Linked DNA regions of Homo sapiens: regions 2 and 3 are each linked to region 1. Evidence: chromatin loops called from intact Hi-C (ENCODE). Cell type or tissue: B cell. All regions are shown on one strand.

What was found. A loop is a pair of places that touch in the nucleus more often than their neighbours do. Peaks named below come from ENCODE experiments on the same cell type or tissue, not always from the same donor. Only the 100,000 strongest peaks of a DNase experiment are listed, where the experiment ranks them.
Region 2: a loop joins it to region 1, with 2.5 times the contacts of the local background. A loop is called at or near these places in 4 of 110 quality-filtered maps.
Region 3: a loop joins it to region 1, with 1.9 times the contacts of the local background. A loop is called at or near these places in 4 of 110 quality-filtered maps.

What each region holds. Positions count from the first base shown.
Region 1 is chr6:69,865,136-69,870,135 of GRCh38, reverse strand. COL19A1 (collagen type XIX alpha 1 chain) reads right to left here and starts at 3,580. Exons shown (of 51, transcript NM_001858.6): 1 at 3,496-3,580. RefSeq lists silencers at 2,543-2,612, 2,623-2,672, 2,893-2,942. In B cell, CTCF peaks have their summits at 2,422 and 2,627 (motif pointing left); DNase peaks (open chromatin) are centred at 1,655, 2,725, 3,345 and 3,525; H3K4me3 peaks cover 4,745 bases; H3K27ac peaks cover 4,962 bases.
Region 2 is chr6:69,930,325-69,935,324 of GRCh38, reverse strand. It overlaps COL19A1 (collagen type XIX alpha 1 chain), which reads right to left. Exons shown (of 51, transcript NM_001858.6): 7 at 2,462-2,542. Among named protein-coding and RNA genes, the nearest start is that of COL19A1, 66 kb to the right of the region's middle. In B cell, no CTCF peak of the experiment used is centred here; no DNase peak of the experiment used is centred here; H3K27ac peaks cover 2,201 bases.
Region 3 is chr6:69,984,800-69,989,799 of GRCh38, reverse strand. All of the region lies in intron 11 of COL19A1 (collagen type XIX alpha 1 chain), which reads right to left. Among named protein-coding and RNA genes, the nearest start is that of COL19A1, 120 kb to the right of the region's middle. In B cell, no CTCF peak of the experiment used is centred here; no DNase peak of the experiment used is centred here; H3K27ac peaks cover 2,416 bases.

The sequences.
Region 1 (5,000 bases):
CCATTAAGTAATATAGACAGGTATGGGCTTAACATCTGTAGAATGATGGGCATAAAGAAAAGAATGATGGAGAAATAGAGTAAAAATTACTAAAAGAAAGCTCAGTGAACATAATTTCAGTTACTTAGTGGGACAAAAAAATAGTACTATTGAAGTTGCTCTCTGCCTCCACAGAAAGCATACTCCCTAGTTCCTAATGTTTGTACTACTTTGAAATATGTCCAACTCTATTACATTTCCTCAGTTTTGTTATTACTTCTGTTACTTCCAAACTAGTGTCTACATTCCAGAGGGTCTCAAACCTGGGATTCCCTTTGAGCACACTTAACCTATTCTCTCCATTCTCATCAACTTGTCTGTTTTACCGACTCACTTCTCTGAACTATGATTTGTTTCCATCAACTTTTCCGGTACCATTCTCAATTTCAACCATCACAACTGACCTACATTTTTTTCTGATTACAATTCTCTTGCTCTGTTGTGTTCCACAGATATATCTATATCAATGATCCAATATCATCTTAAATTAATATATAATATATGGCCGTATTTTCAAATTCATCCTTTTTCCCATTTTTTTTCAATTTGAAGGGCTCTACTGGTTTTCTGATCTAATAATCTTAAAATTTCACAATTACTTTTGATTTCTCTTAAAAAGAGGAGGTCAGAAATCCTTTGTGCTTCATAACGTATGCATAGATAAGAGAGGCCTAATAGTCCACTCTGCATACATCATATTTCTATCGAATTTAATATGCAACTTGCTCACCTGATTATTTTATTATTGGCTTACAAAATAACACCCTAAAAAGCCTATTGCTTCTTAGCCAGTCCTTTCCAATCTCTCCTTGGCAGGTGCTATCTGCTCTACTCATCTCAGATTTCACCCCGCTTGGATTTTCTGTCTTACCAGGCACATGACTGTTTGCTCCTACCTCTAAGCCTTCACACATGCAATTTCTTCTGGCTGGAATGCCCTCCCTGCTGGATCTCTTCTGCTAAGCTAGTTATTCTCTGCCTGTTTAAGATGTACATCCTCAATGTGGCCTGCCTCAGATGACTCAATTCTGGTCCTATTCATTCTGGGTTTTTTTTTTTTCCAGCATCTTTTCAGGGTTATATATTAGCATATCTATAGCCCTACTTCCTTGCATTTCAGTTTATTTTTCATACTTCAATTGAATTTTCATTTGTGATGCCTCTTAGTCACACTACCATGGTTTCTAACTTCATATCTTCTTCCGCCTCTAGAACCATTGACTCTGTGTACCCACATTGGCATTTCTGCCTGCTGGAGAAAATAAACTAAAATTGCAGCAGGAGAGATTAAACTGGAGGACCAGAAAGTAGATGGAAATTTTCCATTTTTGGAAAATACCAACAGTTCCCATCTGTTTTGGATGGTTTTCTAGGATGAGAATGATTCAGATATAGAGATGATGTCCCAATTGTGGTAATAATCACATTTGGGTTTCTTTCACCTTTTTGCTCTTTCTTAGTCCTGTCCATTTCAGTTTCAGGTTCACTTTCCTGCTCTTTTGCCATACTGTCTCCCTCCTTTCCCAGGAAACCCCATTTAGGTCCCTTAGCACTTAGAGAGCTCAGGTAGGACAAAACCTAACGGAAGCACCTGACAGTTACTTTCTCCACTTTCTATCCCCTAGAGAGAGCATAAATTTTCTGCCTCTGGGGGTCACCCTCCTCTTTTTCATCCTGAAGAGATATTCCTACACAAAAACCCTGTCAGCCCTCCTCAGGAAGGGGCATTTATGCATGTTTTTCACCACTGGAATACCTAAATATCTCAGCTTTGCAGGCCCATATCAAAGATCTCTCTACTTAGAGAGGGTCCTGCAAGTTTCCCACCACTCAAAAACAAGGAGATGCCAAGACCCCACATACGAGCAGGGGCTCTTTTCTTTCTTTTTTTTTTTTCCCTTTAGTCTCCTAAAGAATTATAGCAGTGTTTGATTCGGGCAGAGGGGGAGGCATTGGTGTTCTCTCCTTTTTGGGGAGGGGTGGTGGTTGAAAATAGATACTGGTGTGCGTTTGTTTCATCTCCTCCATTAACAGGCAGATGTAAATTCCCCTACAGCAGAGTGATTATCCTCACATCTTAATCCTCCTCAGACTTATCCAAGCAGAAGATGGGACTGAGTCGTCTTGGAATTGGGGATTGAGGGAGGTGGCGCAATTTATTTCCCTTACTCTTCCATCTCCCAATCTCAAGCTGTGGCCGATGATCACTCTCTTGCCTCTATTCACGGATTGTTCTATTAAAACTACTTATTATCAGCATTCTGGGCCCTCCTCTTTTTGCTCTCCAGCCCACTGTCCCCTGAGGCTGACAAGGCACGCTGGTCCCCTCTGCCTCTTCACCTTCTCATCAAATGAAGCTCCTCGGGGGCTCCTGTGGCACCCGCCTGTCCCCCAGCTCCTCTGCCCACCCTCTTGCCGGCTTCCCGCTCCCTCCGTAACCTCTAAGGGGGTTCGCTTACGCGCCCGCCTGCTCTCGGGGAGCTAGCGTGCCCGACGGCGTGCTTGGTTCCGGGCCAACAAACTTCCTCGCGACCCTGCAGCGCCCTAGCTGGGCCGCCCGGCGCCGCCTCCTGGTTCTCGGCCGCTGTGGCTGCGGCGCCGGCGCGCTCTCGGCGGTGGCCTCGGGACTCTGACAGCGGAGGCGGCAGAGGCTGGGGCCGCGTCTTCCTCGCGCCGCGACTGGGACGTTCCGGCGGCGGCGGCGGTGGCTGCAGGGAGGACTGCGGGGACGGCGGCGGCGCTGTGGCCGACCGCGCTGCGCATGCTGCAGGGTAATTAAGGAACAGGGCCGGACGCTCCGGAACGTGGTGGGGCTGGAGTCCGGGAATCCCCGCCCGCGCCCGCGCCGCCCCCCAGAAGCCGCACTTGGGAAAAACACCCACATGTGGAGTAGGTAACCCCGGGCCGGAGGGCACCGCACCGGAACCCCGCGTCTCTTAGCTTACGCCGCTTAACTGGCTGCCTCGCTTCCAGGGCTAACACCGTCAAAAAAAAAAAAAAAAAGCGCTCTAACGGCATGAATTGATAGTGAGTTTGTTTTACTCCTTTAACCCCCCATTTTTTTTGTAATGTATTTGATGTCTGTCCCTACCCGCATCAGCAGTGCTCCATAGTTCCGCTTCACAGACACACATAGCCAGAAAAACCACCTAGAACTTAGGTGTAACGCATGAAGCCTGCATCATGTGAACATAGGAACACGAACTACATGGTATGTACCACATGAGAGTGGCCGTCTCCTGCCAAACGTTTTTGGTCCCATCCTTAAGGCCCCTATGGAAACGTATGCAGGTGTGCATTATTTATCCACCTAAACATATTTCCATGTGTAGCACAGTTTTTACATTTTCTTGAAAAGCAGATGCACACAGATAACTAGGAACACGAGCAGATGACATAGCCCGGGCATGTGTGAGAGGGCAAGTGCAGAGCCGGTCGCAAAGCCGCGCAGCTTACCTTGAATTCGTATTTGAGCCCCTCAGAGGCGCAGTGGAGTCCGGACAGGGCTGCGGCACCGCCGAGGAGTGAGCTCCCTGCGAGTGGGGAAGGGGGACGCATCTCTGCCCTTATTAGTCTCTCCCAGTGTGACCCTCCCACTCCGCGAGGACAGAGGACTCTGCAAGAAGGTACTCAGCCAACTCAGGCACAGGTTTTCTTTAATGACAGCGATGTCGCCTTAGAGCTGGGAGTAATGCCTTTCAGGTTTATGTTTTACTAGCAGTTTCACAGATAAAATGACGGTTGGATGCAAATGCCTAGAGTTTCTCACTTCTGATCATGAAGTGTCTTCAAAGTATTATTGTATGTGGCAAACGTTCACGAGTAGGTAATTGGCTTTTTAACGGTTGAGCTAAGAAAATATATCATTTATGTTTCATTTTTTCACTTTTATGTCAAGAGTTTATATAAAGTTGATTAAGGCAGTCTGCCCACCTTCTAATCACGCTCATATGTAAACGTTTGTGTGGCTTGGTTTTTCTCAGTGTCCACAGAAGTATTTTGTGATTTTAAATACATCTTTCCATGGGTTGGTGCTTCCAATCTTGGCTTTTGAACTCTTTTGGGATCCCTTTGAATATGTGAAAGTGTCATTTTCCTGCAGATTTCTGTGTAGGTGCATGTATGTGTGTGTAGAGAGAGTATATATATATTTGTAGGCATATATAGTAGGTTTATATACATATATAGGAGGTATATATGGATACTTGTAGGCATATATATTTGTAGGTATATATACATATATAGTAAATTTATATGTATACATATAGTGTATGCATATGTATGTGTATATATGAAAAACAGAATGATTTATAGAATTCAGAAGAGTAAACCAGGCATTAGAAAACAGATAAACTGGTTTTACATTTTTATTTCAGTATTGCCACAGTGGGAGAAATAGGATAAATTATATTATTGATCCACAATGGTGAAAATCATCAAGCTTAAAAGTTACCTTAGAACCATAGAAATACACTTCACATATCAGAGCTCACAGATCAAGGAATAAATAAAATCAGGCAGGCAAAAAATAAAGATGTTAAGAAAAATGTTAAAAGATAGCTCCTTTCCACTTCATTGGAGTGAAACCATTAAAGTATCACTTGTGATTTTTAAACTTCTCTCTCAACCTAATCAAGATACCTGCAGTTTTAGAGTTCGGCATTCATGGTGATGCAAACCATGTTTCTATGTCAGGATTTAAAACCACTTGATACATTTCCTTCTCATATGATTTTCATCACTAATTTTTGGCTGACTGTGGAAAGAGGCCAAGGAGGGAGGATATTGCATGAGTCACGCTACTCAAATGGCCATTTGAAAAACATGATTCACAAACCTTCATTAGACTTTTGGTGATCAGTCTCTATTTTTTTGAAGTATTATCCCATTTGATTTTTTTCTTTCTCTAAGCAATTTTACTTTATATACCTTGCCATCACTAATGAATTGAACTAAGAGCA
Region 2 (5,000 bases), 65 kb before region 1:
ATAAACCTGTCCACACTCCACAAAAAGTGCCTAGAGGCAACACCAAACATACAAGTAAGGACTCTTCTCCTCGTAAAACCTCTGGTTTTGATTTGACACATATTCAGTATTAGCCCTTAAAAATTTAACCACATTTCTCATTTATTTTCAACAAATGTTACTGATTTCATCCTTCTCTTAATATTTGTTCTTCATTCTTTTTATATCTAGAGTCATGAAACTTAACTACTTTAGAAACTGAAAATCCAATAGAAACAAAGAAGCATCTTTATAGGTGATCTTTAAAAAATGTTGCCTTTGAAATGCTTTATAAAATATTGACAACCAGAAAACATGTGTGATTTGAAATTCCAGGACAAAATTAGATATTTAAGCAACTACATTAAAAATTTCTGAGTTCAAAACATTTTGCAACAAAAAAGAAAATAAATACAATTCGTATTGGAAGTAGAGCAGATGCATTTAAATGGCTTTTATATAATTATTTATCCTTCCAACTGTACATTCCTATTCATAAAATGTAGTATGTTTCTATTTTTTGTTAGTCATTAAATGAATGGTGATATCCCCTCCAAATAATTGTCAGCAAAAATACAGTCTTTCCTTATTTTTTCCATAGTCAGAGATAAATTCCTACCTTGTGTTCTATTCTTTAAAACTAACTCCCAAATAATCTTTTCAAAATATGATTTAAAAATCTTTTGTTCATAATGTGTGAGATCATGTCACTGCTTTGAATTACCAACCATTCCACCCAATTCATCACCTATACTTCTTAAACAATTTCCTCATAAATCAGGTGGAAAGTTTCTATTACATTAATATAATGATAAAGGGCAGTGATTACTGGCTAATTATATAATATTCAGATATATCAAAATATCATTATATTACTTTACAACCAGAGAAAGTTATTACTTTAAAAACTCTGACATCAAAAAAGCATAATTAAAAACAAAATTTTGGGGGAATTAACATCTTTAAGATTTAAATGTGTAGCTCCAGGAAGTCTAGGTATTTCAAGTCTGTAGATTGGCATTCTAAATTATCTTTTCAGATATTTATAGAAAGATATTTGGCTGGCTGGCATTTTACTTGGAATGAGATACATGAAGTGGATTGGAGATATGCTTTATAAAGCCAAGTTACAAAAGCAAAACATATAATACTTGAAAGACTTAGCTATGCTTTAAGTCACTAAAGCTATGCTTTAAGCTATGCTTTGGTCACATTCTTATTTCACTACCCAAAGTGAGCTACAAAAGTCAAAAATATTTTTGAATCATAAATTGTTGATAAAATTTTCATATAATTTTCTATGGCAAGTATAGAACATTTATGAAATCTAAGATCCAAAGAAAAGACATTTTCACCTTTTACTTGCACTTTTCATATGCTCTTTCTGTACTTTTTTTTAGAACCAGTCCCCTTTGAATATCTTTCTGTCCCATTTATCTTTTTTAGTAATTGGTAAGTCAATAAATCAAACAATGATTGTCTACTTTTTCCAAATGAAGCATTAGGAATAAAAAAGTTTATCAAGGTAAAACTTCCCTTACTGAGTCTGAATTGTACTTAAATCAATTTAAAAACAAATATAGTTACACCTAGTAATATAAGATAGCACACACGGCCATTACACTGAGAGATACAGAAAGTATTGAATTTAGTATTTTTCTTGTAATGAAAGATTGGTATAAGTAAGTAACAGTTGTATGGTTAGGTTGGGAATATTTAGAATGAGAGGCTGAGAAACTGCATTTATATTTCACTTCCAACAGGAGTCACTTAAGAGAAAGACATGAAGAGAGGGCAGGGAATGTGCCTTAATCATGTTTGTTAGCCCTGTTCCTTAGCACAGTGTTTAGAAGGTCAGTGTTTCTGAATAAAGTGTTTGCTGGAAGAGAGTGAATGAATATACAAAGCAGTGACTCAGACTTATTCTGGTTATGCTGCAAAGCAAAGGGGCAGGACATAGGGAAGGCAGTTGATCCAATAATGATTGATATCCCAGACACGAGGTAAATGTACACTTTGGCAGTAACAGGAAAATGGAAGATAAGGATGAAAAGTCTATGTCAAAGGAAAGCTAGCCAGGATGGGTGACAGGGTAGAAAAGGAAAATGAGTGAGAATAAAGTATGATCACAGATTTAAAACTTCTGTAACTGGAAATGATGCTGCTGTCAGAACATAGTTTAGGAAGAAAGGCATAACTTTAAGTTATACTGAGTTCAAAGTGAGTATATATTACCCTCAAAATTAAGGGTGAAATGCTGGGATTAAAACTGTTGAAAGTAACCATGAGAAAGCACTATGAATGCTTCCTTACTAGGAATAAATTACCCACCTGGCTTCAACAGAACACACTCAGTGCTACCCTACATTTGGACTCTACAAACTATGCCACTAAAAGATAATTGGCGTTCTTCATTCTTCATATGCAAAGAAAATTAACTTACCTTAGTATCTGATATTTCACAACATGTTTCTTGAGCTATGAGGTTTGCACTGCAGTAGATTTTAAGTTGGTGAAGTTCAATCTATGAAAAAATTAGTAATAAGAAACATCTTTAGTTTTTTGGAATCACATTCAGGCAGTTAAGAACTACAGTAATTTAATCAGAAAGAAAAAGGAAGCTAATATAAATAAATTACTGGTGGATATTTTAATGTTTTTATTAAATGTAGGATTCATTGTTTTGTGGACTACTTGAGAGACATAGAGTTGGATATAGAGATGGATCTATAGATAAAGGAAATCAGGTAATGAAAGCAATTGCAAACCTTGGCTAGCTGTTTCAAACAATAAAATAGAAGTACTTAATTTTAAAAAAGCTATTGTTTTACACTACAGTAAAGAATGCCCACAAAATGAGGCCATTTCAAAATAAAAAAAAAATTGGAGAAAAGGTAAAATCAAAGATATGAGCACATGATGAGAAAGGCTTTATTTGTACTTCCAGACTCCTATTTGAGGCACTGAAATAGGTGTTCACTTACCAACAAGGAAAAAAAATTTTTTATCTATATTTCACGAATTCTGCCTAAAACCTATTGATTTTATATTATATTGGTATAATCTAAGCAGGGCTAACAACCTTTTTACAAAAATAATTGATTCCTTCTATTTGCTTAGCAGATTTCTCTTTTTTTGGCATTTGGACATGAAATTAACTGTAGTTCAAGGAAAGTAAAATCATGCCTTTAAATGCAAGATGAAATCAACACCTAAGAAAAAGTAAATAGTACTGATTATTGATAAAATAGCAATATAATAAATTCTTAAATAGGCTGTTTGAATTCTTTAAGCACTGAAATGTATTAAATAATGCATTATTTTGAGGTCAATAAGTACTTTATACAGAAAGACCCAACTCTAATCTTATAATAATTAATCTTATAATAATAGAAAGCAGGCATTTGTGATTAGAGGTGAATCTCTACTCCAACTTTAAAAGCAAAAAGGGGGGAAAAATCTATAACTTTTACTTTTCGCCTCAGATGAACAAAATCAATGCAGTTCATAGAATGCGTTAACAACTCCAGACATCTTACAGATTCATGAGCAGCCTAAGATTTGCAGAAAATGCAAAATCATGAGACTAAATGAAATGTAATGATTTATGTTCTGTAACTTTTTGCAAGGTTATTAAGGTTAATTTTTATTTATAAAATTTAAATACACCGTCTTACATAGTATAATGAAATACCAGCAGTAACATATGAATTATTTAGAATGAAGAATGAGAACTCTAGTTAATTAATATTGTTCTTAACTAAACTTTTTTATTATCACTGTTATCAAAATAGTCAATAAATATTGAAATCCTATTATGTACCATCCATTGTACCAGGTCCTGCTTATGAATTGTTTTACTTAACTAAAGATAGATGATCAATTTTCAAAGGATTACAACCTGATTGAGTTCCATGACATTGAAATGACAGTCAGAATAGTTTATGCTTTGTTTATTCATTCATTACTTTAGAATGCTTCACTGATATAGTGCTTTAGAAGGAGAATGCTTAAGGCTAAATCTGTACTGATGCTTGTCAAAATGCTGAGTTGATTTAAAAAAAAATCTTCATATCAGTTTTGTCACTTTCTCACAAAAATACACAGGTGGGATAGGTGAAATAAAACTAAATCATGATAATTTTTTTCAATAACACACAGCCCAAATAAACACATTTTCACACCATAACAGATCTTATGAATCACAGAGCTTGTACAGAGATGATGAAAAATTAATCCATTCAAAGTTTCAGTAGAACCAAGAATCTTTTATAAAAATATGTATTTTGTTTGTTTAACTCAAACAGTGACTATCTCCAAAAATATTGCATCATTGTGACATGCCTTCAAGTTTATCCTCAAATGAACCAAGAATCCACATGAAATTATGAAACCACTGTAATACCACGGTTTTTACCTATATCCTTTTTATAAGGATTCACGTGATATTCTTTAGCCTCAAATTGTGGGATCAATTCTTTTGTTTGTTTGTTTGTTTTTTGTTTTTTGAGACAAAGTCTTGCTCTGTCGCTCAAGCTGGAGTGCAGTGGCATGATCTTGGCTCATTGTAACCTCCCCCTCCTGCCTCAGCCTCCCGAGTAGCTGGGATTACAGGCGTGTGCCACCACATCTGGCTAATTTTTTGTATTTTTAGTAGAGACAGGGTTTCACCATGTTAGCCAGGATGGTCTCGATCTCCTGACCTCGTCATCTGCCCACCTCGGCCTCCCAAAGTGCTGGGATTACAGGCATGAGCCACTGCGCCTAGCCCGGGATCAATTCTATCCTTGGGTGAGAAGTTAATGAGACACAGGACATAGAACACTCAATCTTCTTAGATTGAGGTCCAAGACTGGATCTCATTCTTGCAAAAACTCTAAGAAATAAACTATAAACTGTTTATACATAATAAACTAAGAAAACGTGCAGCCATCAAATTTAGATATATCTAACTTTTTTAAGATTACAGACCTTGTTCTCTA
Region 3 (5,000 bases), 120 kb before region 1:
TATTTTGACATAGTAAAGTGGGAGAGCCAGGGTTTGAACCTAGACCATTCTGTTCTAGAAATTGGCTCTTAAATTTTAGTCTAATTCTGTGGCTATTGAGCAAGTTTCCATGTTTTAGGTAGGATCTAGATCAGTGGTGTCCAATCTTTTGCCTTCCCTGGGCCACATTGGAAGAAGAATTATCTTGGGCCACACATAAAATACACTAACACTAACAATAGCTGATGAGCAAAAAAAAAAAAAAAAGTAAAAAACTCTCATTATGTTAGTTTACGAATTTGTGTTGAGTCACATTCAAAGCTGTTCTAGGCCGTGGTTGGGACAAGCTTGATCTACATCAAAAGAAATAGAGGGACGTTATTCTAGAACAAGGGAAAAGTAAAAGAAAAGGCACAAATATATGGATTAGCAAGTTACTTGCTTTAGGTAAAGCACAGGATTCCGAAAAAGGAAAATTCTATGAAACTAAATTGGAAAGGCAGGCAGAATCAGGTTGTAGAAACCACGAAGGGCAAGTTAGGGATGTCTGGACATGCTCTTTTAGCCATTGAGGAGGCACTGACTCTTTTTGAGTAGAACCCCGGCATTGTACTTTTTGGAGAGTAATGGAGCTAGTTATGTAGGAAAAAATTAGTGGGTAAAAAACTTAGCGGTATGTAATTTACTTAGAAACCTATTCCAACAATCTAGGCAAAGGCAAGGAAAGCCAGAACTTAGGGAAATGCCATGGGGCTGAAAAAGAAGGGCGGCTATGAGAAATGAGATGTGACAGGAAAAGAGGGGAGAAGCAAGAGTTCATAAAAATTACAGGTTTCAGACCTGTGCAAAGCCCAGAAGGATGGTGATGTTATCAGCACAAATAGAAAAGAGCAAATGCAGGAAGAAAAGCAGATGTGAAAGGAAAGCAGAAGGGTTTTGTTTTGAACATGCTGAACCAAAGGAATAAATGGGACATCCAGGAGGAGATGTCTAACAGGTAGTTGGGTAAAGTAGACCAGACTCCAGGAAAGATATCAGGTTTAGGTTATAGATTTAGGAACCATCCTCTTGAGAGATGATGATTGAACTGATAAGACAAGTTGAGACTGCTGAGGGAGGAGGGGAAGAGGTTTGTTTTGAATCTCCAACGGTATTATCAGTCTCTTAACACGTGGGTGTTGTTTTCTAGTTCCTTTTTATTCCACCAGAGCATCTAGCACAGAACTCAGTAAACTTTCTTGTCTGATACATGGAAAGGTATAAGAGGTGCTAGAAGTCTTTTCATAAGCAGTAGTGATTTCCCAAATGATTCCGGTATAGCATTTATTTATCAGTAGCAACGATCATTTGTTTTATTAATTTCTCATCTGGGAACTAATAAGGAAAAGCCAACTATTAAAAGCCCACATATGGTGGAGGGCAGAAGACCCTTTTCAGATACTTCATGCAAAATCCTAAGCACTAAGCACACTAAGTAATGCTTATCTTTTGGCCTATATTACTTTAATAATGGTGGTGCTGTAATTCACTATGGAATTTATAGTCAAATCTAGTGAATATGAGGAGTACAGGAAATGACATGTAACCTTTTCACTGCCTTTGGTGTAGTAAACCACTGATGAGGCTGCAGTTAGAGAATGAACATATAAGAATGGGGAAAGAAAATGGTAATAATGCTGCACTTTTGCATATTTAAGTCATTTCGAATCTGGTGTTTAAAACTTCTTTAAAAAACAAAATAAAGATCTGTTTCTTACAGCAGGGTCAATAGTGAACCATTTTTGAGTCTTTTCCAGAACCTGTATGAGTCAGAGTATTTGGTTTAAAGCTTTAAGGGTCCAAATAATTATCTTTCTTACATGCTGTACTCAGTTTATTCCTCCCATGTCAGAACTAGATGTTCATACTTAATTCTAAACTTTTCACATTTCCCTTTTACTGTAACCCTGGGTTGAGAAAGCCCACTACTTGAGTAAATTTTCTAGGCAATTTTCTGGTATTAAGAACTCCATTCCATTAGGGGCTCTCTCCAGGAGAAGGAAGAATGTTAGGAGGCTCCCAAGTAAGCATGGCAGGGAATCCTTACCAACAATCAAGAACCAACCCCACAAGGCAGTTAAGCACAGCTGGGAGGTATTTTGTTAGATTCAAGTCCTAGAAGCCAGTGAAAGAAAGAGCTGTGATACAAACGGTGGTGCTTATGTCTTTCACATTTGGAAAATTTCACAAGCACATAAGGACCTCTAGCCGATTCTATATGTTAAAAACACAGTGTTGTTTGTGAAACCAAGCAATCGTTTTAAGGACTTTCAAGTCTCTAGTGTGAGATTTGTTTCAAATTTATTTCAGCTATCAGAGTTGATCCTTCTCAGTAGCCAATGATGAATTTTCCTTCAGTATAGCCGTATGTCTGGGTCAAGAATAAGTCTAATTTTCACTGAGTCAAGAGGATAATGTTTGCACTTGTAAAATGAGAAAACAGGAAAAACAAATTTAGACATAGAGTTATTAGTAAATAATAAAATTCCATTTTTTATAATTCCACTTTGAGGAAGACTGTAGGATAAATGAACATGACAGAAGGATTTTATTTTGCTGTGTTTTGTTTTGTGTTGGTGTAGCTAGTGATGTGCTGCAGATAAGAGTCAGTTATCATTGCTGAATATCCATAGGCCTTGAGTGGACACCTTTGGGATGATGCCTCTTGATTTTGAACAACAACAAAAAAAGATTTTTAAGGAATATCAAAAGTCATGCCTGTAGTCCCAGCTACTCGGGAGGCTGAGGTGGGAGGATCTCTTGAGCCCAAGAGGTCAAGGCTGCAGTGAGCTGTGTTTTCTCTGCTGCACTCCAGCCCGGGTGACAGAGTGAGACTGTCTCAAACAACACAACACAACACAACACAAAATGAAACAAAATACAAAAAGTATCCAAAATCTTAGAAATAGAATTTCTAATGGGCAATTGCACTCAAATATCTTATTAATGCATTTTCCAATTGCAGCTACAAAGTTAGAGCTCCATGTCTCAGTCTTAGAGCCAGAAAGCTCAGTGGCTTTCTAAATAAGACCAAGTTGGGCACTGGAGACCAGAACTGGTTTCAAAATAAGCATTACTTGAAGAAAGTTTAAGGAATTGTAGTATAAACTCTGCGGTCAAAGTATATATGCCCAGAAGTTCGTTCTAGATAGGGCTTCACATATTTAGTACATTATGTGTATAGGTTTGCACATTAAAATAACTGCTCTCAAACTTTAGTTGTTATGCAACCATCTCTAAGAGAGTTTATTAAAATGCAAATTCCCAAGGCACATGCCTAGACTTCTGATCCAGGGGATCAGGAATGAGGCTCAGAAACAGGCATTTTAAGCACCCACGAGATTGTGATGTAGGTGGTTTTTCAGATCACGTTATGAGAAACACTGGACATAATTTATACCCAATGCTTCTCATTGAAGTATATCCATTGGTAACTAACAATCAATAACCTCAGCTTAAACTGAAACATATAATCCCTCACATTTCTGACTTATAAAAGGAGGATTAATATATATATATGTGTGTGTGTATATATATATATATATATATATATATATATAAAACGTGTAAGTCATTTAACATTTTACTGGCAGCTATTATTTTAATTGACACTTTTCTATGTATGTTATTTGAAACTAAAAACAATGTAATTAGCGGCAAAATTTGCTTTCTTCCTGACTTTGTAGACTGTCTTACTGAAAAAGAAAGAGTTCTTTATTTTCATTTTTCATGACTAAGCAAGACAAACATATTCAAATTCTAGGTTACTGAAGCAAGCTCCTTAAGTAGAATATGACATGAAGAATATATGTTTTAACAAGGCCCTGAACTGTATTTTCCAAAGACCCTAATGGGCCCACTAGACTTGTTATAATCTATTAAGTTCAATTTATGTAGGTGGAAAGTCCTTAAATATGCATTTTATGATAATATGCCTTTTAAGATGTCCCCTGATATATATTACACACACTACTAGACTATAATGGCTATTAACTCAGTAAAATTAATAATATGCATTTTTAAATGCCCTAAACTTTCAAAGACTCTCAGGAGAGACATTTCTGAGCAAAGTTTTGAAATAAGGAAAATTTTCACAGTTTTTTAGACAAAGAAATAGAAGTTTAAGGAATTTTTGAAAACGTTCAGTAATGGTGAAGGAAACTTAGGTTCCAGGGTCCTGGCTGTTTGCATATATACTCAGCTACTTTTTTTTTCAGAAGTCCTATCTTCTTATTAGCATGTCTCTACTTTCCACTCTTGATACTCATTTTAAAGTGGTCCTAATTTTCCTGATTAAGCTATCTCTTCAATAGACCTGACTGAAAAGTCTCTGAGTCATCTCTCATCCTTCACCCCCTTTGCTAATGTTGCTGAACTCGCCACTGGACCATAGACCTCTGGATGGCAGTAAGGGTGTTTCTCTTCTGAGGAATGAGTAAAGAAATGATGATGCTGCTTTCATGTTTGGCATTAGTCATTTTCAACTGATTCTCTTAAAGTCTCTTCCTCTGAAAGTTAGTACCTCACTACTTAAACAAATGGAATTATTCAGTTAAAGATTCCAAAACCATCCCACACAACAAAACTCATATTGAATGCCATTTTTAACCTTGTACTATTAAAATTTCAATAGTGAGGAATTCAGTTTCAAGTTTTATCTTACCCAAGGAAACAATTCTTCCCTTAAAAGACATGTTTTGAGGTGTACTTTGTATTCTGATCCCAACTACAAGTGGGTAGGGAGACATTTTGAACCTACCCAAATTAAACCTAATGTTTTTTCTTCAAATGTTACCAGTTCTTAAATGCAGCTCTTAAATTACACATTTGGTTATTACATTTGCATTAATTATTTCTTTAAAATGAAGAAAATTATCAATCTCCTATGGAAATAGGTTTTAGGCTGGCTAATCTCAGATAACTCCCGAGCAACATTCAAACACTCAATGATAGAAGACTAATGGCTAAAATGTCCCCAAGGA